Linked DNA regions of Homo sapiens: region 2 is linked to region 1. A link is an interaction called in ENCODE POLR2A ChIA-PET data of the cell type or tissue named here. Cell type or tissue: Panc1. All regions are shown on one strand. Links, peaks and the distances in the headings refer to the core of each region. The heading gives the core; the rest is flanking DNA. Region 1 overlaps VEGFC (vascular endothelial growth factor C). Region 2 holds the start of HAFML (HuR (ELAVL1) associated fibroblast migratory lncRNA).

What was found. ChIA-PET counts read pairs that join two places held together with the same protein. Peaks named below come from ENCODE experiments on the same cell type or tissue, not always from the same donor. Only the 100,000 strongest peaks of a DNase experiment are listed, where the experiment ranks them.
Region 2: POLR2A ChIA-PET joins it to region 1 with 6 read pairs; 5 of 35 experiments call an interaction of 5 or more read pairs at or near these places.

The regions. Positions count from the first base shown.
Region 1 is chr4:176,766,007-176,777,212 of GRCh38, reverse strand. The region is part of intron 1 of VEGFC (vascular endothelial growth factor C); the gene reads left to right. Among named protein-coding and RNA genes, the nearest start is that of VEGFC, 21 kb to the left of the region's middle. In Panc1, for the core only: no CTCF peak of the experiment used is centred there; no DNase peak of the experiment used is centred there; H3K27ac peaks cover 2,553 bases.
Region 2 is chr4:176,649,214-176,660,419 of GRCh38, reverse strand. It overlaps HAFML (HuR (ELAVL1) associated fibroblast migratory lncRNA), which reads right to left and starts at 6,236. Exons shown (of 3, transcript NR_183975.1): 1 at 6,144-6,236. In Panc1, for the core only: no CTCF peak of the experiment used is centred there; no DNase peak of the experiment used is centred there.

The sequences.
Region 1 (11,206 bases), core at 4,105-9,104:
CCTGAGTAGCTGGGACTACAGGCGCCCGCCACCACGCCCGGCTAATTTTTTGTATTTTTTTTTAGTAGAGATGGGGTTTCACCATGTTAGCCAGGATGGTCTGGATCTCCTGACCTTGTGATCCACCCACCTCGGCCTCCCAAAGTGCTGGGATTACAGGCGTGAGCTACCGCACCCGGCCAGTAGTTTTTAATGTTCAGTGAAGTTAAAACATCTCCCGTCCAGTTATGCTGTGTAATAAATATTAAAGCAGGAGATATTAGAACAATACAACACTTACTGTGCTATTTATAATTTAAAATATTAAAGATAAATAATGGAATAACTATAAATATTGATACTATGATAAAACTTTTAGCATGTCTAAGTTGTTCATTTTGATAGATACAAAAAACCAAAGCCAAGCAAAATAAAACACACCTAAAACTTTATGAATGTTAACAATTTTCTATTTTTGCCATAAATCTTTGGCCGTTGCACCATATTTTATTGAATAAAGGACAGTTGTTAAGCTAGGGCTTGGTCCACTGTGTGTCAGTATCAGGATGTGATGATTCTTTTCTGACCCATATTCTTCTCTCTCTTTGGCTTTGGTTCTCTTGTACGACTCTTCTGTAGGTGGCCTTGGCCACACCTGTGAAATATAGGGCACAGTTGTGCTGCTTCTACTCATTGTGAACTTGATCATATGTTTTGTATTGTGCCTCTCTTCATTGGCTCCTTTTTATTTTAGTGTAATTCAAAGTGTTAATTGGAGGTTTTAAATGTAGTTTTGACCAAATTGTGTTTGAGGTCACATGTACCCAGTTTAAAAAACGAAGAAAAAAATTCAACTCACTTCCCAGCGTCCTTTGCAGCTAATGTTGCCCTCGAATAGTTCTTGCTCATAAGAGAAAATCTAGCAGGGATTTATGGGAAAACTTTTGCTTTTTTTTGCTAAGGCACTGCTTTTCTTCTTGTTCCCTTATTTCCTTCCATGGAAATCAGAAAATGTTTTATAATTTTAAAACTTTACCTTTGTTTCTCAAAATAACACTTTCAGACTTATGTAAAGCAAGATTTTAATAATTAATATGTTGCCTCGATTATGGAGTAACTTTCCAAAGTTGTACTATCATGATCTTAATTTATTGACCCTTAGGGTTAAGATAATTTGTGTGTTTATAACCTAACATTCTTTGCTTGGCTGATAGATTCCTTTAAAATGTTATGTGTTTATATTTTGTACATACTTTAAGAAGCTTTATTCAATTGCCACATTTCAAATAAATAAAGGTTCTTTTTTTTTTGGTAAGCCTATACCTTTGTTTCTTCTAGCTTTTAAAAGTGTTAATAGCGTGGGAATGACCCTTGACCATCTCTGATTGTTTGGGAAATGGTAACTAGAAAGAACTGAGAGAGGACAAACTTGGATGAGAAGTCTCAGAACTGATAGTAAAAACAAATGCAAACAAGAAAATATATTACGTACTTCATTCAGATTAATAAGTAATTAAACACTTGAACTATTCAAAAATCTAGTTTGAGTCTAGGCTTTTGCAAGCCTGAATTTGTCATCATAATCATCAAAATTAGAAATTACGAAAGAATGTTAATTTAAATTTAAAACAGCTGGAAATACAATACATGGCCTATAAGCTTATCTTCTCATCTGTCAACAACTGCTTGCATATGTCACATGAACTGTTTTAACTGCAATTACAAAAGTCAATGGAATGTTTAGAGGTGATTCAAAAAATGTGATTGGCTGACATATAGAGTTATCCTAAGAAACAGGCTGTCCAACACAATTTTAAATATACTCAAGCTCTTTTATACTGATTAAGAGTTTCAAGTTAAGGTTTTGGGTTAAAAAATCAACATCAAATGATAAATAAGAAATATAATCTTGTTTAAATTATTTATTCTAATAGTTTATTTATGAACACAACATATTTCTCTTTCATTACTTTTTTTTTCTCAGTTGTAAAATTCTAGAGCTGGAGCCCATAGGCCAATCCGTAGTATATCTGAAATGATTAAAGGTTTTATACTTGACAAGCCCTCTGTCTGCAGGTTACTTGCTTCTACTTGGAGCAGTGGATTTATCATCCTCCACTCCAGGGTAAATATCTAAAAGTCACTTCTGCCACGTTATTTCCCATCTGGTAGATTGTTATAATACCTGTGAGTCAGTATTATCTGCACAGTGTATTTCCTCTGCTCAAGGCACTTTGACCATATGAGGTGTTCACATCTGATCAATCGGGCTGAAGCTTGCCCTAGTCTGAGGCTGGACCAATTGATCTCTAACGATATTCTTACCTGACAATCTAGAGGATACAAATCAAGATGTTTCAAGTGCAGAAAGCAACAGTAAAGCATAAGTTCTTTTTTTTTTTTTGCATTCTTTTTTTTTTTATTATTATACTTTAAGTTTTAGGGTACATGTGCACAATGTGCAGGTTAGTTACATATGTATACAAGTGCCATGCTGGTGCGCTGCACCCACTAACAAGCATATGTTCTAATGTGTAATATATCTTCAAGACAGTCTGGACCATGAAGTGTATTTTTACTTATTGAGTGTATATGGGAGGATCATTTTATAGGATTGGTTATATTTTTCCATTTCTTGATTCTTTGATACTTAAATTTTTGGTTTCATATTCTCCTCTTTCACATGTTGTCCCCATTTTACATATGCAAAGATAGTTGTTTGCCACAAAAATAAACATTTAACAGACTCCAAACACATAGACTGTGTAATTAGCATAACGAAATAATAGTGGCTGAGTGACGAGCAGAAGTGATTCACTCATTTGGCTCTGTGGCTTTCAAAGTTATTAATGATGTTACATATTCTTCTCTATTTTATTTAAAAACTAACACTCATAAAGTTAATTCTCATAATTTTTGCTGGGTTTAATAATTCAAAATATGAATCAAAATTTTTATTTATTATGCAGTTTCATTCTATTAAAATTATCTGCTAAATTAATATTAAGTAGTCCTATAGCATATATTATTTAATAATTGCAAGTAGTGACATATCATAAATAAACTGTATAATATGTATTATTGATTCTGTTATTTTTCCTAGCAATGCACAGGGAACCAGTAAATTTCACAAGCAGAGAATACTAACTTGTCATTTATTTAATATTCTAAACAAATGAAGCCGCCTCTATAAGTGAATTTTCTGGACTTCTAAAGATGAGCATTGTTGAGTTTAATAACTCAAATTTTTATTGTGTTAAGTAAAGTATATTAAATATAACCTCACCCTAATGACTCAGCTGTAATTAAAAAAGAGTTCACGACCAGCCTGGGTAACACGGTGAGACCCCATCTCTACAAAAATAAAAAATAAAAATGAAAATTAAAAAAAATTAGCCAGGCATGGTGGCATATACCCAAGTACTCCGAAGGCCGAGGGTGGAGGATCGCTCAAACCTAGGAGTCCAAGGCTGTAGTGACCTGTGATAGTGCCACTGTACTCCAGCCTGGGAAACAGAGCAAGACCCTGTCTCTTAAAAAACAACAACAAACCTACACATGAAAATTATTGCTGCTTCCCATCAATTTTCAGTGCTATCTTTATTTAACCTCTCTACTATTTGCCTTCACTTTTTAAAATTTTGCTTTTATTCTTCTTTCTTTGGTCTCCTTCTCTAAAATTTTTCCCCTGCTTCTGTTTTTTTGTATACTAGGAAGACATTTATTATTTTTATAGGTATGATCAAATTGTAAAATAAGTTTATTTCATTCTCTGGTGATTTCACTAACTATTTTGAGAGTATCAGTTAAAATGGGATTTGTTTGTGTGTAACAAAATCTAACTGTAGTGGCTAAAGCAAATTGGAGTTTATTTTTCTCTAGTAACTAAAAGGCCCCAGTGGGCGTTTAAGGGCTGGTACCACATGGAGCAACATCATATCATCAATGTCCAGACTCCTGTGCTTTTTTCACTTGATCATTTTTAGAGTTTGGCCTTCTGTGCTTCATTCCTCGTGGTCACAACATGGCTGATTGTTGTGCAGCTTTATGTCTGATTTCAAGGAAGAAAGAATAGTGAGAGAGGAGGTTGTTGCCTTAACACATTCAAACCAAAGCAAAAGTTTTCTCTGAAATCCCCAGTAGATTTGCCCTTACATCTTCTCAGGTAGAAGTGCATTTTTGCCATTCCTGGCTGTAAGAGAAGCCGATAAAGAAAATACATGCACTTTCTAACAATATTGAAATTCTTTTCACAAAGAAGGAAAGGAGAATGAATGTACTTTGGGTAGGTATCGTGGTCTGTTTTATGTTGCTGTAAATCACAAACTGGATGATTTATAATAAAAAGAAATTAGTTTTCCTCACAATTCTGAAGACTGGAAAGTCCAGGGTTGCAGGGCTGTGTCTGGTGAGGGCCTTCTTACTGTGTCTTCTCATGGTGGAAGGCATCACATCAGGAGAGATTTCTCCAGAGTGCAAGAACAGGTGGAACTTTATATAACAAACTCATTCCTGTGATAAGGAGCCCACTCCCAAGATAATACCATTAATCCATTCAGGTGGGCAGAGCCTCATGACCTAATCACCTTCTGAAGGTCCCACCTTTCAATGCTTTTGCATTGGGGATTAAATTTCCAACACATGAAGTTTGGGGAACACATTCACGCTGTAGCAGGAGGCAACCACATTTGTGACATTGCGTCATTGTACTTTCTAGATTTGTTTTCTCCAGGTTGTTTGCAACGTTGATGTACTCTTTGTATACCCACCTGAAAGATTAATGTTACTGAAGTATTGTGTTTAAGAAAGAAAGATGAATGCTACCATGTAAGACCTTTTGACTGTCCAAAAGATTAAAATTCCAGTTTGGAGAGGTAGCACTTACATGAAAACCTTATAAAACATGAGAACTTAAACTTGCTAATTTCATTGTGTCAAATCGCATAACAGAGAAAGGAAAAACTTGAAGGCCACTCCTCTTGAAAAAGTATTTGAGTAGTGTCGATTTCAGTGTAAGACCAATTAAATAATGTCAAATTAAGTAAATATAACATTAAAATATTTTCTTTAACATATTGGTGTTGATTTCACTTTTACTCTGTAATTTTTGTGACATTGGAAACAGGAAATATTCAAATTTTGCCTTCTTTTGGATCGTTTCCTCTCCGTTTCTTAATGTGTAAACCGTAATAGGGCTTTCTGCAGCCAACGTGCTCATTCTTTTCTTTCTGTTAGGCTGTGCCTTTTCTGAGAACAGTTGGTACTGATGGAGATTTCTGTTCTTTTTCTTCACACAAGTGTCATATGAAAATTGGGGGATCAGCTATTTTCAGATCACAGGCTCCTCTGATAACAGAATACCATAATTCCAACTTTCCTGTGTTGATTTGTAGATCCCACACTGTGTGATCATGACAAACATCTAAGCATAAGAGGGCGATGAATGATTAAAATTTATTCACTCTTCCCATAAAACACCTGGTACAGATGCAGTGTGTTGTCCTCACAGAGGAAAAACAGTGGTTCCTCCTTCCAAGTGGCGTGTCCACAGCACTGGTACCAGATAACAAGAACCTTAGACTTTTCTTGTTGCTGCAGTGTGTCTACCTGTGCCTCTCTTAAGTGTCTTACACGTTACTCACAGAGAAAGAAATACAAAAATGGAAAACATAAGCTCACAAAAATGCATTTAGTGCATTTATGATGTTAATGGAAACCTTGGATACAGTCCTCTGTTATTTCCTTACTACTCTTGATATTTTACAATATTGCTTTATTATTCAAATTCATAATCATATATGTGTTAAACAATTTTTTTTGGTAAGTAGACTGTGTATCAAACTTAAGAGGGATTTGACATGGAAAGACATTTAAAAGATGGCAGAAAACAGCTATTATAAGGGCATTTGAACTTTAGATATTTTCCGTTGGTCAGTTTCCATAGATCATCATCTGATTCACTAGGGTTTGGCCAGTTTATATTATTTAAATTGTTTCCCCTGCAACTGTAGTATTTTCTTTAATGTTTTGAATTATTCTTAATGTGACTTGAATAAGGGTAATTGTCACATATGCTGATGTTTTCCCATTAGGATGAAAATATTTAGAAAAGCTGTACTAGCAAAAACCAGGTTAACTTGTTTTCAAAGTAGAATTTAATTATTTTATTTCAAGCTTTGATTCCTTTTTTAAAAATTAAGTAAATGTCCTTGAGAGCAATACCTTTGTGTGTGTGTGTGTGTGTGTGTGTGTGTATCAGTTACTTGCACCTTCAATTGAATGAAAGACAGTAGTAGGTTGTATTATGGCAGAGGGGTAGAAGAATGGACATTCTCATGGGTATCTCAAAGGTCAAGTCAGAATTGGATTCCCTGTGGATGGAAGAGAGGAGTGGAGAAGGTGCTTCTCATGTGGAAAAACAAGAAAAGTCTATGACAGGCCTCAGTGTTTGCCAGCTGCAGTGGAATTCTCATAGCTTGTATTGAACTCTGTGTCCTAATCTTCTGAAACCACCTCAAGAGAGTATATATTGCTAAAATAGGAGCTCAGCTATTTTTCAGGGGCAGTGATCCAGAGGACACTATAACAGAAATAGATAATTTCAAAGTCGAAAATATATTAGATACTATTTTTATTCTCTATCTGGAAAGTCTGTATAGAGGCTTTATTCTGGTCTGCTTTCTCAGATAAATATCCTATTCAGGTCACTGGAAATAATATGTCAGGTTTTAAAAGAGACTTCATATGTAGCCAAATAAACCTGCTAAGCATATTTAGAAAATCATGCTAGTGACTAGTGTCTTAAACTGTTTCCACAAAAACAATGCTGTTAATAGTAGGATTTACCCTTTTGCATTGGAAATGAGTTGTCAAGGTTAAAAAGATGAGTAGCCAGATATTCTTGCTAAACATGTTTTGAGAAGAAATTTAATAATATAAAGTTTTTGTTAAATGTGGCCTATTAATTTTAAACAATAATACTGACTGAAGTCATTAGGTAGCTGTGGAAAGAAGTTAGCCTGGTTTTTACTAATGTAGCTTTTCTAAATATTTTCTGCCTAATGAGAAAAGAGGGATAAGATCCAACTACAATTGGAAGCTTAAATATTTAATCAAGTTTGCAGAACTACTATTAAGATCATATGTAACTATCAGATATTTTTTAATCTGAGGACTTCTTTCTAGTAAATAGAAATTTCTTCCCAAGCATTATAGGAATATGTCTTATTGACTTATTTTTTTGGCATGGGTTACTAGGAAATAATATTTTCAGGGAGTTCAGGGACCCAGATTTGATTCCCAGATAATTCAGATTAACCTTCTTTAATCATTCTATTTTATGTTATTACTGGAGAGTACAGGGTAGGTTGAAACAGCATAAACTGCCAAATCAGAACTGGATTTGAATTTAGTGATGGGCCTCAGGAGCTGTATGACCTTAATTCTGTGAGTCAGGCTTTCTGAGTCAGGCTGTGAACTGGGCAAAATAGTGTATACGTTACAACATTGTAACAGAGCTCATTTAAAGCATTGTCTCATGTTAGCTACTGATAAAGCATTAGTTCCCACTCCAGGGCCTGTTAGAATTCTAACTCCATCCCTGTGAGTCATGTTCATGCTTTCGTGGTTCTCATTTGAGGTTTTGTGACCAAAGGCCCCACAGATGGAATAAAATTAATCTAAATAGCCATTTATTAATGTAATATCTGCTAGCTAATTACATATTTATTAAATATAAATAACAAATAGCTCCAAGATACCAGTGACCTCCATGTTGCTAAAGCCAACAGTTATTAGAACTTCTCTGTTCTGTGAGCTTTTCTGTGATGGTCACAGGTGAGACCGCAAGAGGACACACAGGAGAGGCACAATGAAACAAAGTTTATTATACTCATAGGTCTTAGACAGGAGGTCACCGCATGCCACACAGGGTCACAGGGTGTCTTAGTTTGTTCAGCCTGCTATAACAAAGTGTCTTAGACTGGATAATTTATAAAGAACAGAAAATTCATTGTTCATAGTTCTGGAGGTTGGGAAGTCCAAGATCAAGGAGCCAGCAGATTGGGCATCTGCTGAGGGCCCACTCTTCATAGATGGTGCCTTGTTGCACGTCCCCCTCACATGGTGATAGGGGTAAGGAGGAAGCAGGCTCTCCCAAGCCTCTTTTATAAGGGTACCAATTTATTCTTGAGGGCTCCACCCTCATGACCTCATCATCTCCCAAAGGTCTGGCCTCTTAATACCAAAACGCTGGGGTTGATATTTTAACATGTGAATTTTGGAGGGACATTGACATTACAGACCACAGCACGGGGGGTGGGGGGTGGTTCTCCATGTGGCAGAAGACAGGAAAGAGGAGAGAGCTTATGCCACAGCCTTTACTGGAGTTTCAGGGTAAAGGCAAGGCAGAGTAGAGTAGGGTAAACAGTTTAGAACTGGCTGGTTTGAATACTTTCAGTAGGCTCTAAGGTATAGGATTAATCCCTAGTTGCTTGATACCTGACAGTGGGAAATTAAGGCAGAGGAATATTGTCTCCTGGGGTATATAGCCAGATAAAGGAGGTATGGCTCTGGATTGGGTAATTTGCATACCAAAGGTGTTCTCCCTGCTGAGGTTTTTGCTGTCTGTAAGGATTGGCAGCCCCTGGAGGGCCATCTCTCCCAAGCCATAAACTTTTTTTTAAGATGTCGAAATATCATAGTACTCAGAAAAATTTGAAATATATATATATATATATATATGTATAAAACATCCTCTTACTTGGCAGCATTTACAATGTTTGATCATTATTTTTCAGCTTTGTCTTCAATGCACTCATTTTACCTCAGTGGTGGTTACTCCATCCCATTCTCCACTGCTGGCTACTCTCCTTGAACTTTTAATGTCGAAGTGTTCAGGGCTCAGCCCACTGTCCTCTATTATTTTTCATTTCTATTCACTCTCTTAGTGATTTAACCCAGTCCCATGGTTCTAGATATCTTCATATCTGTATCTTTAGTCCAAATCTGTCTTCTTAACTTTAAAATATAACTAGCTGCCTTTGTCATTTCCACTCAGATGGCTAACAGACACTTCAAATTTAAACATTCCCAGTTGAAATTTTTATCTCTCCGTTTCTGATCAAATTTGCTCTAGCTCTACCTATAGCCTTCCCTAACTCAGTCAGTGGCAACAAATTGCTCCGAGTTGGTCAAGTCAAAATTCATGGTATCATCCTTGACTTCTTTCTTTCCTACCCTACATTCAGACTCATCAGGGAATCCAATCCTCTTGGCTGTGTCTTCAAAAATATAACCAGAGTCTAACCACTTGCTACATCTCTGACCTGAGCCACCATCGTCTTCCACTTGGATCAGGGCAGCGTTCTGTTTACCAGTCTCACTGGTTCTTATCTTCACCTCCCTAGAGTGTATTCTCAACTGAGCAGAAAGAAGAATCCTTTTAGGATGTAAGTCACATTATATTCCTCTCCTGTTATATGTAAGGCCCTAGAATAGTTCCCTACTTCACAAAAAGTAAAAACCAAAATCTCTATCAAGTAATAGTAGTCATTGCCCTGGCAGTGTTTCAATTAAAAGAGTTTAACGACTGGTTCATTTTATAGAGGTGTGGACAGTGTCAAGGAAACAGAAAAGAACAAAAGAACATGAAGCATCCAGGTACTATCAACAGTGGGAAGTCCTAACTACCCTAGTCCTGCAGGGGCAAGGTGAGCGAATAGTGCTATCAGCCCTGGAAATTGCTGGGCACTGTAGGAGAGGGGCTGTCAATAGAAGCTCTAACTGTAGAGTGCACACACTTCTCTCACTATGGTGAGGCACCATAAATGTGGTGAGGCAGAGGGAGAGTGAGGAGAATGAATATCCAACCTATTTTTTCTTCACATCCCAGCCAAATACTTGGCATTGTTAGTCTTTTTTATTTTAGCTATTGTGGTGGTGATGTAATAGCATCCCATTGTGGTTTTATTTTGCCTTTTCATGGAAACTGATGAAGTTGGACATCTTTTGACAAGCTTGTTGCCCATTTGGATATCCTCTTTTATAAAATGCCTGTTTAAGTGTTTTGTTCATTTTTCTTTTTGGTTGTTTTTTTTTTTTTTTTTTTTTAGATTTCTACAATTCCTTTACATGATTTGGTTGCCAGGCTTTTTAAAGCTGTGTGTATTGCAGATATCTTCTTCCATCTCTTACTGGTCTTTTTTCTTTCTTTCTTTCTTTTTTTTTACTGGCCAGATTTCTTTAATTTTAATGTAAGGTGATTTTTTCTTGTTTTTCCTCTATGATTAATATTTTTTATGTCTTGTTTAAGAAACATTTGTCTATCCAATGTTATGAAAATAGTCTTGTAGAAGCTTTATTGCTTTTTCACTTTCAGATTTATATTTACGATCAACCTGGAATTGATATTTGTGTAGTGGGGAGGGTAGAAATCAAGACTAGTTATTTTTAATTTGGATAACTAGGTAACCTAGCATATTTCTCTGCTGCTCTGTAGCATTACCCTTGTAAATAAATCATGTCTCTATACGGTTTCTTTCTGGACTCTGTTTTACGATTGTATGCTCTCTGGCATTAGTATCACACTGCCTGAAATTCTGAAGTTCCATAGTATCTTTTCTTTTCCTTGTTTTTTTTTTTTTTTTTGAGACAGAGTGTCATTCTGTCACACAGGCTGAAGTGCAATAGTGCAATAATGGCTCACCACAGCCACAATCTCTCAGGGTCCAGCAGTCCTCCCACCTCAGTCTCCTGAGTACCTGGGACTACAGGTACTCACCACTACACTTGGCTAATTTTTGTGTTCTTCTGTAGAGATAAGGCTTCACTATGTTGCCCAGACTGGCCTTGAACTCCTGGGTTCAATTGATCCTCCTGCATCAGCCTCTGAAAGTGCTGGGATTATAGCTGTGAGCCACCATGCACAGCTTCATTGTACCTTAATATTTGACAGAAATACCTACAGTTTGTTCTTTAATATCACCTTGAATATAGATATTGAGATTCCATTGAATCTAAAAATTGATTTGGGGAAAACTGATATATTAGCAATAATGGGCTTTCTATTTTGGCCTTATAGCATTTATCCTATTATATAATCATTTTTAAGTTTTTCTTTTTGTGTAGAGACCTTGCATATCTTCCTTTTCGGTACCTAGGTATGAGACATTTTGGAAGCTATGGCAAAGGATATTTGTTTTTGCATTTCATTGTCTTTTTTTTTCTG
Region 2 (11,206 bases), core at 3,176-8,175, 120 kb after region 1:
CTTTCCAAGTGTGATCAAAGTATTCTGTGATAGGGAGATTTCCCTGGATTATCCAGGTGGGCCTTAAGTGCAATCACAAATGTCCTTATAAGGCAAAGGCAGAGGGAGATTTGACCGCACCCAGAGACAAAGACAAAGTAAAAACAGAGGCAGAGATTGGAGTGATGCAGCTACCAGAGGCTGGGAGAGGTGAGGAACAGATTCTGCCCTAGAATTTTTCAGAGGGATTGGGAGGCCGAGGCAGGTGGATCACCTGAGGTCAGGAGTTCAAGATCCGCCTGGCCAACATGGTGAAACCCCATCTCTACTAAAAATACAAAAAATTAGCCGGGTGTGGTGGTGGGTGTCTGTAATTCCAGCTACCCAGGAGGCTGAGGCGGGAGAATCGCTTGAACTCAGGAGGCGGAGGTTGCAGTGAGCCGAGATCTCGCCATTGCACTCCAGCCTGGGTGATGAGTGAAATTCCATCTCAAAAAAAAAAAAAGAATTTTCAGAGGGAGCATGGCCCTGCCAATATCTTGACCTTCCCCAATGAAACTGATTTTTGACCTGTCCTCTGGAACTGTGAGAGAATAAATTTCTGTTGGTTTAAACTACCCAGCTTGTGGTACTTTGTTGTAGCTTCCACAGAAAAGTAACACAGTCCTCAAAAAGGGAGTCAGTGAAAGTGTGAAAGAGACTGAGGAGATTGTTATTGGAAGCTAGAGGAAGGAAACTTGTATATATAATGGTAGAAAGCTTGTCAACACAGTTACCACCAGTAATACGGAAAATAAGAAATATGCTAATGAACTTAATCAAGGTAAGGAGGTTTTTGGAAGAAGAGTGTAAGGTGCATTGTGGTTTCTTCTAGCCAGCTATAGTAGAATGTGAGAGCAGAGAGAAATTAACTAAAAAATAAACTCTTCCTTTTCAAGAACAACTATCAAGGGTTTAGGAGAGTCTTTCCAGACAGAAAAGGCTTCTCAATTAAGAAAGAGTCATTGATTCAAATATTAAATCCAGAGAGCTAGCAGAAAAACATTGTCTTGGAATCAAGATGAAACCTTAGATGTGACTACAAAACCCTTTATGCAGACCTCGGAAAAATTTATGTTTGTGCCCTGTAGACACACTGAGATGGACCAAAAGCTTTCAAACCATCTTCAGGGCATGTCTCTGTTAAGAAAAATATTAAGGCTTCTAAAGGTCTTAAGAATGTTATTCCAGGTTGGGTGTGGTGGCTCATGCCTGTAATCCCAGCACTTTGGGAGGCCGAGGTGGGCAGATCACCTGAGGTGAGGAATCCGAGACCAGCCTGGCCAAAATAGTGAAACCCTGTCTCTACTAAAAATACAAAAATTAGCTGGGCCTGGTGACGGGCACCTGTAATCCCAGCTACTTCGGAGGCTGAGGCAGGAGAATCTCTCAAACCCAGAAGTGGAGGTTGCAGTGAGCCAAGATTGGCTCTGCACTCCAGCCTGGGTGACAGAGTGAGACTCCCTCTCAAAATGTTAGACTTATAAATTGACATACAACAAACCCACAACATTTTTAAAGAAATTATATCAGATGGGAATAAAAGGGACAGAGACAGTATCAAATGAAAAAAGGCTTTTGAACTCCAAAACTTTTACTGGCAAGATACATGATTTAAAAAATAAAGAAACAGACAAATACAAATCTGCTTAGCTGTAGACATGGACTACTCCTTATAAAAAGGAAAAATGACTCGGGTGGAACAAAGAGCCCAGGATGAATATAAGAGCTGCGGAGAAGAACTCTCAGGTTGTGGGTCTAAGCCTTATCAAGGAACTGGTAACATGTTCCCTGCTGGATTTCAGAATTGCTATGAAACAGTGATTATATTTTCGAATAGCAGTGGTTATCCTATATCGGTTTGACTATTGTATGTTCAGTGTTTTGGAGAAAGATAACCTCTCTCTTACATTCACAGGTCAGATTGCAAGAAATACTTGAGGAACTGCACTCGAGGTGTCTTATTTACATATCACCCATTTGATTGATTGACTGATTGAGATGGGGTCTCACTCTGTCACTCAGGCTGGAGTACGGTGGAGCAATCACAGCTCACTGCAGCCTAGGCCTCCCAGGCTCAAGTGACCTCCCACCTCAGCCTCCTGAGTAGTTGGGACTATAGGCATGCCGCCACGCTCACTTAGGTTTGTTTTTTGTTTGTTTGTTTTTTGCAGAGACGAGGTCTCATTAAGCTGCCCAGGATGGTTTCAAACTCCTGAGCTTAAGTGATCCTCCTGTCTGGGCCTCCTAAAGTGCTGGGATTACAGGCATGAGTCGGCACACCCAGCCCCATATCACCCAATTTAGATGATAAGATTCTGGACCTTGAGTCTAAAATGAAAGTCAAAATGGAGACTTTTGGGGGTCTTGGGAGAGGGTGTTTTTATTTTGCATGTCAGTGGGATACAAATTGTTGTAGCCCTAGGGCAGATTGTGGCATGCTGCATTTTCTAAAGATGGCCACCAAATAGATCCCATTCAAAATATTTCTCTAAAATGTGCGTTGCTACTCTCCCCTCAAAAAGTGTAGCCTATGTCTCCTTCTCTTGCACCTGGGTGGACTTGTAGTTGTTTCAACCAATAGAGTACAACTACATGTGCAAATGCTGCTATGTGACCTTTAATACCAGATCATAAGTATCATAATGCATTTATGGTTGGGATGTTTGAGACCCTCACTCTTTGGACATCGCCCCTTGGTATGTTTCTCACAGAACCTAGCTACAGGTCTGGGTGGGTTCAGAACTAGCCTGGAACCTAGCCATAACTGTGGAACACCTACCTGCAGCCTGTCCAGTGGGTAAATATCCTAACCCAGTTCCAGTCAACATTTCCAGCTGAGTCCAGCCTTTGTTTTTGTTCTGTTTTTTTGAGACGGAGTTTCACTCTGTCACCCAGGCTGGGTGTACACACAGTCCTGGGTGTAACTGTTCTAGGGTTCTTAATGGCTTTAGAGCTTAGCCAGGCTAGAGTGCAGTGGTGTGATCTCGGCTCACTGGAACCTCCACCTCCCAGGTTCAAGTGAGTCTCCTGCCTCAGCCTCCTGAGTAGCTGGGACTACAGGCGCGTGCCACCATGCGCTAATTTTTATGTTTTTAGTAGAGACCGGGTTTCACCATGTTGGCCAGGCTGGTCTCGAACTCCTGACTTCAGGTGATTCACCTGCCTTGGCCTCCCAAAGTGCTGGGATTACAGGCGTGAGACACCATGCCTGGCCCTTAGTCCAGCTTTTGGGTCACATCAACTCAGGTACTAGGGCACCAGACGGGCTGCTGAGTGAAGAAGACCTCAGGTTATTCCAGCCCTCAGATGTTTGAATCACCTTCAGCTGAGGCCACAGACATTATGGGCAGACATAAGCCATCTCTGCTGTGCCCTACCAGAATTCCTAACACATAGAATCAATGAGTGTAACACAGCTGTTGCAATTTTATAGTACTAGGTAAATAATAGTTGGTTACATAACACTGGTAACCAAAACAAGGCTAGATCGAAGAATACAAGAGTAAAGGAAGAAACGACTAAAGAAACAGAGAAGTGGCTGGGCGCGGTGGCTTACACCTGTAATCCCAGCACTTTGGGAGGCCGAGGTGGGTGGATCATGAGGTCAAGAGATGGAGATCATCCCGGCTAACACGATGAAACCCCATCTCTACTAAAAATACAAAAAATTAGCCGGGCGTGGTGGCGGGCGCCTGTAGTCCCAGCTACTCGGGAGGCTGAGGCAGGAGAATGGCCTGAACCTGGGAGGCGGAGCTTGCAGTGAGGTGAGATGGCGCCACTGCACTCCAGCCTAGGTGACAGAGCGAAACTCCATCTCAAACAAAAAAAAAAAAAAAAAAAAAAGAAAGAAACAGAGAAGTGAATAGACACGGACATTACAGATGCTATTGTTTACGTGTCTAGGCCATTTCAGCAATGAGGCTTTCCATGGAATATAGAACTCCTGGATAGGGATAATTAGGCCAGTAAGTAATAAGGGCAACAGGAAACATACACAAGAGCAGCAGGAAGAAAGCGCCAGCGCACTCTTGTGTGACTGCTAGACAGATGCTGGAGAATATGTAAGCAAGTAGTTTGTTTTTAACTTAGCCTGATTTGCCAAAATACCAGTGATGCTTTAAGCATGGGAGTTAGAGGCAGAAAGGAGGAGGGAGAGTGGAAAGGAATTTTAAATTATCAAAGAAAGGTTCAGCCCAAACCATTTTAATGAAAACAAGACTTTATAGCAAAGTTGCCAGATATTCCAGTGGATTCAAAGCCTTTTTAATTCTTAACAGTACACAAGACACTTTTTCTGCAATAACTTCTTTCCTTCACAAACACAGACATATTCATTTTGTAGCCAGCATTCCACTACCAGGTAGGCCTTTGCATCTCCTATTAAAAACATGGTCCACTTTTTGAACATATAGAAAATATTACATTTTAGACCAAACTCTATACTCTTTTAAAATAAATTATCTTTAACGAACTAAAAGTTGACAGAATCAAATGCATTATTCTGATTTGGCACACATCAACCTGCTCAAATAAAGAAGAGCAAGTCTTCCAGTGGAGGAAATCTCATACTAAAGAAAAGTAATACATTGATCCAATTATTCCAGTAGGCAACCAAACTCATAATTAAGAACTGTGTCAAGAACAATACTAGTATGTGTAAGTGCAAACAATGTTAATTTGACCAGTAACCCAATTGCTGCAAAACAAATTATAGAAATTTAGCAGCTTAAAACAGCACACGTTTATTAGCCTACCTTCCTATAGATCAGAAGTCCAGAAAGCTGATTCTGCTCAAAGCCTTACAAGGTTGAACTAATGATGTTGGCTGGCCTGGACTCTTCTCTAGAGGTTCTTGGGAAAAATCTGCCTCAAAACTCATTCACGGTGTGGGCAGCATTGAGTTCCTGGCTGTTGCAGGGCTGAGTACCTGTTGTCTTGCTGGAGGTTGACCAGGGGCCCCTAGCACCACTCTCATCCCTTAAGCCATCTGTTTCAGCTTTCATATCAGCAGTGATTAATTTCCCTCACGTAGAATTGTTTCCATGCTTAGATTATTTCTGACTTACTCTTCCGCAAGCAGCTGGAGAAAATTGTAAAAGGCTCATGTGTTTAGGTTAAACCCACCGAGATTATCTCCCTATTTTAAGGTCAATTGATCAGTAATCCCAACATCTGCAAACTCTCCATGCCTCGTAATATAACACGATCAAAAGAGGAACATCCAGCAGAAGAAGGTCACGGGTCATCTTAGAATTCTGCCTAACAGATAACTTGCTATCATCAATGGAGCCACACTGTAAAAACTACAAACAAAAGCCACGAATTGACCTTCATTCCTTCCTACTTAGATGGCCAGTTTCAGCTCTTAGGAAGTGAAAGTGGCCTATCAGCTGGGTCTAAGTTTTAGAGTCAGAGAGAACTCTGACTTCTACTTCTGCCTCTAACCAACGCTGTGATTACACACACCTTCATTCATCACAATGAACCTCAAGTTCTACCATTTGGAAAAAAGGAACAAATAACTCACATTCCAAAGGGTTTTTATGAGGATTAAATGAGCTAGTACATTAAAGGATATCTAGTGCTATGTGTTGTACACAGTGGGCACTCAAAAGAAATTCCTCAGCCCTGCCTGCCGTTCCTGTATAAAGCTGCAGCTGGGCTATAAGCACAGTGTTGCACTTCATCCTCTATCGCCTCAGATACTTAGTATATTTTCTTTTATCAGTATCCTTTATGAAGCATCCACTATTGTGTCCAGCTTTGCATCTGTAACACTAAATGAAGGCAGAGCAATAAACCATCAGCAGATAAATATATCAGATTAACTTTAGGTATAATGGTAGTTACACATTTGGGCTATATTAGTTTATATCAATGCATGGTTACTGGCAGAATTTGAGATGAATGAGAGAAAAAATAAACATTTGGAAAATTTGATTTCAAATATAATGCCTATAAGTCCTGGAAATGTCCTATTAATTCTATTACAATCTTAGTTTTCAGAAGAGTGTACTATAGTATTAGTTATATTTCTCTCTAATGATTTGTAAAGTTAAGTAACCAATATCTATTTTTGTCATGATTCAGATAATGCCCTTGAGATTGATATGTATACTTACTCCCATCTTGCTGATGGAACTTGAGACCAATTTAAGTATTCTTCCAGGACTTAAATAAATTAATGGCAGGACCAGGAAGATTGCAGAATAATTGTCTCCTACTGCAGACCAAGCCCCAAGTCTTACACACACCCCTGAGGTCATAATGCTACCTTTGTTGTCACTGCCACGTCTTGCAAATGTTTCCACCATCACATGCATGGAGATGGCTTGATGCCATGAGGTGAGTGCAAACCAGATGCAAATAGCAAGTTAACCTAGGTCATAGTTTGGTTTGTTAGGAGCTGAGAATTCCTTGCCAATCCAAAATGCAGAACTTATGGTTCAGAAATATCAGATTCCCAAGTTTATTTATTCCTGTTCTTCAGAAAGCATCCTAGAAAAATCACCCACTTTATATTCAGTTGGTAATAACTGAGGAATGGACATGGAAAGTCACAAAGACTTGAAGGAAAACAGATGTTTTTTGTTTTTTCTCTGATACTGGAAAAAAAAAAAAAACCACAACAACTTAGAAAAACATGACTTGCTTGAGTGTTTTTTCTCCATAAAAACAAAAGTGAGAAATTGCTGCATTTTTCCTGTAACTGGATTCAAAAGCACCAGGTATCAAAAATTATCAAAACTATCACCAAAATATTCACTCTAGACCAGACCAGAAAATTGGCATTTATATTGACTCATCTGCAACTATTCCAGAAACTTGGAAGCACAGAGCTGGTTTCTGTTTTCTGTCATTGGAGTTTGGAAAGAAAAAAACAAAAGCTGAAAGGATAAAGGATTTTGGAAGTATATTACTGAGGAGAACTCTACAGTTTTATTCCTCAATTAAAGAAAACTTTTCTAAACTCTTGGAAATTTTTTAACTTTTGGAAATGAAGATTAATTCAAATATTCAACTTTTGATTTTAAATAAGGAAGTGGTCAGTTTATAGATTGAAGAGTCACACTTTTAGTAAGACAAGGTTTAAAACTAACTGTCAGGAGGTAATGCAAATTGTTTTCTTGTTTGGATATTGTTTCCAACTTCTATTTGATTCTTTGCTCATTCCTTTGAATTGCCCAATGTGTTTCCAATAAAAGAATTCAAGCAATATAACACTTCTGTTGGGCTGAGAGCTATATTTCAGTTGCCTAATCACTATTAATCCAAAGTGACAATCACAAAAATAATAGTCAGTTAAAAAGTTAATAGGAGGCTGGGCGCTGTGGCTCATGCCTGTAATCCCAGCACTTTGGGAGGCCAAGGTGGGCGGATCACAAGGTCAGGAGATGGAGACCATCCTAGCCAACATAGTGTAACTCTGCCTCTACTAAAAATACAAAAAAATTATCTGGGCGTGGTGGTGAGTGCCTGCAGTCCCAGCTACTTAGGAGGCTGAGGCAGGAGAATCGCTTGAACCTGGAAGGCGGAGGTTGCAGTGAGCCAAGATCACACCACTGCACTCCAGCCTGGGCTACAGAACGAAACTCCATCTCAAAAAACAAAAAACAACAAAAAAAGAACTAGTAATACTTTTTCATATTAACTTTTTTTTTTTTTTTTTGAGATGGAGTCTTGCTCTCATTCTGTTGCCCAGGCTGGAGTGCAGTGGTGCAACCTCAGCTCACTGCAACCTCCACCTCCCGGGTTCAAGTGATTATCCTGCCTCAGCCTCCCAAGTAGCTGGGACTACAGGTGCGCACCACCTCACCCAGCTAATTTTTGTATTTTTAGTAGAGACGGGTTTTCACCATGTTGGTCAGGCTGTTCTCAAACTCCTGACCTTGTGATCTGCCTGCCGTGGCCTTCCAAAGTGCTGGGATTACAGGCGTGAGCCACGGTGACCCGCCCCTACTAGTTCTTAAAACTAGTTTATTGGGTGGGGACTTTATTTAAGAAGGACCTAATCCGTAGAAACTAACTCCTTTGTTTATTTCTAGAGAGTCTACAGAGAAATACACGGTTCTTTTGTTCAGGAAGAACACAGTACAGCCAGACTTACTTATTATAGGAGTTTTCTTCTTTACCCTCTGTAAAGCTGCCTTGACTCTCAGATCAGCTTGTGTCCATCATCAAACATCTTTTATTCTTCTAAGTAGGAAGTAAGCAACTGTGCGTTATTTTATCAATTCCCTTCTCCCCCATTTTTCACTATATTTGAAATGAAGCACTATGAATACAATCATCTTCCTAAAACACTATTCCGATTATATTATTTACCTAAACATTTAATTTACAATCTTGAATTCTATATCAGAAGCAGAATCTTCCTTCTAGCTTACAAAGAACTCCACAAAAATCCCAGTAGCATTTTCTACCACTGTCTGGTTTTTCATAAGTTTGGACTGGACCCTCTACTTTTCCCAAGTATTTCTTTTCTTTTCCTAACACTAAACTTTTCCTGGTGTCATTAAGCCCCTTGTGGTGCCTATTCCATTCCTTCTCAATCAATTGATATCACATGTCATATTTCTCAAAAGCTATTTTCACTTTAAACTAGATTATAAAAAGAATCTAAATTCTTTATACAATGTTCAGAAAATAAACGAATTTAGGACTAACATTTTAAATTCACTTAATTCTATCATCAAGAGACAATCACTGTTAATATTGTAATTTTTTGAAATGATAAATGCATAAAGAGACAACTTAGTAAAATTTTTAAGTAGATAAATAAGAAGAGTGATTTCTCCTGAAATCAGAATATGAGAAGATGAGATCAATTTTCCATGTTGAAAAAGTGGATTTATTTATATGTACAATTTTCTATTAATAAAGGCTGTTTACAAAAGAGACAGGTAGATTGATCAATGGGTACAAATATATACAGTTAGAAGAAATAAGATTAGTAAGCTGACTACAGTTTACAGTAATCTATTGTACCTTTCAAAATAACTAAAAGAGAATAATTCAAATGTTCCTAGAATAAAGAAAAGATAAATATTTAGGGTGATGCATAGCCCAATAACACTAATTTGATCTTTATACATTATATGAATGTATGGAATTGTCACGTGTACCCTGAAAGTTTGTATATCTATCAAATATCAATTAAAAAGTGAATAAAGATTTTTGGAAATGAAAAAAAGAAAAGAGAAGGTCTAGAATATCTTCAGAAGGGATATTTAAAAATAATATATTTACTTTCTGAATAGTTTTTAAATTCTTTTAAGCAATACCAGGAAGCAAGCCTCTTGCTTTCAGCTCTTTCCAGAATATGCCACTCCTCCTTTCACGTGGAAAAGACGAGAGACACATCTGCCTCTGCATCTACCCCTCTTCTCAAGATACTGATCCTGCCAGAGAAATATAAATAGCATGGTGCCCATTACCATGGAAATACAACAAATCGCCCCAACACTTAGTGACATTTATTCTGCTCACAGATTCTGTGGGTCAGGAATTCCAGCTGAGCACAGCATAGCCCCATGAGGCCTCAGCTGTGACTGGGGGACTTCAAGACTGATGGCTAGAATTATATGAGGGCTTCTTCACTCACCCCTGTGGGAGGATGGCTCTGGGAATATTAAAATAGCTACTTTCTAACATCAGTGGGGCTCCATAATCTCTATTTGTCTGTGGCCTTGCCACATGGTCTTTCCAGCATGGTGGCTTCAGGAGAGCAGGGCCTCTTAGGTGCCCCCTCAGGGCTGCCAAGACGTGTGCCCCACAGCAGCTTTGTTTCTAATCGAGCCTCACAACATTCTAATAAAAGTGGGTCACAAAGGCTTGTCCATCTTCAGAAGACATTTAGACGCCACCTTGTGTGAGAGGATTGTCTGAGAATTTGCAGACATGTTTTAAAGCCACACAGTAAGAGAGGCAGATGACATTTCCCAGAAGATCAGCCACATGTTATGAATCCAAACCATTAGGCTTTATACTTGTCAGTTTCTGGGCACATGGGAATGATGTGTTTTCACTCACTTGTAGTCAGGTGGGGCCATGTGACTGCTTCTGGCCAAGGGATTGTGAGCAGAAGCAACTTGTGCCACCTTTTGACCAAAGCATTGAAGGGTCACTGTGCAATTCCCCCTTACTTTCTTCTCCTTTGTTGTAAGTTGGGTTGTATACCTCCCAAAATATACTGAAGTCCTAATCGCCAGTACCTCAGAAGGTGACCCATTTGGGAATAGTGTTCTTGCAGATGTAATTAGGTAGACGACAATGAGGTCACACTGGAGGAGGGTGGGCCCTCCATCCAACGTGACTGGGGTCCTTATGAGAAGATGATGCGAAGACACACCAGGAGAGAGCACCAAGCGATGCACAGGCAGAGGCTGGGGTCACACAGATGCAAGATAGGGATTGTCAAGCACCACCAGTGATGCTAGAAGCTCAGAGAAAAGCATAGAACAGATTCCTCCTAAGAGAATCGAGAGAGAGCTCTGCCTGCACCTTGATTTTAGACCTCTGGCTTCCAGAACTGTGAGACCATACATTTCTGTTGCTTTATGCCACTTAGTTTGTGGCATATTTTACATCAATGCTAGCAAAATAATACACTCTTGGCTGGGCACAGTGGCTCATGCCTGTAATCACAGCACTTTGGGAGGCCGAGGTGGATGGATCACCTGAGGTCAGGAGTTTGAGACCAGCCTGGCCAACATGGTGAAACCCTGTTTCTACTAAAAATACAAAAATTAGCCAGGCCTGGTGGCACGCTCCTGTAATCTCAGCTACTCCAGAGGCTGACAGGAGAATCTCTTGAACCCGGGAGGTAGAGGTTGCAGTGAGCCAAGATCGCACCACTGTACTTCAGCCTGGGCAATACTCTGTCTCAAAATAATAATAATAATACACTCTTCATTCAAGATTAACTATTGAGGAGGCCTCATGCTGAAATCAAAAGGCCAAAGAATATAGCAGGTGGCCATTGTCCTGACTCAGAGTAGATTTAGAAATCTTCTTTTGCTGTATGAAGCGAACAGAGATTTGGGGGAAGTTTGTTATTGGCGCATAAGCCAAGACTATCTTGATAGCATCCATATACAATTATTCATTTCCAGAAATGTGTTTTTATTTGGCTTTGAACTACATCTAATTTTGTAAAGGTGAAATTCATGTGCATTTTGAAACC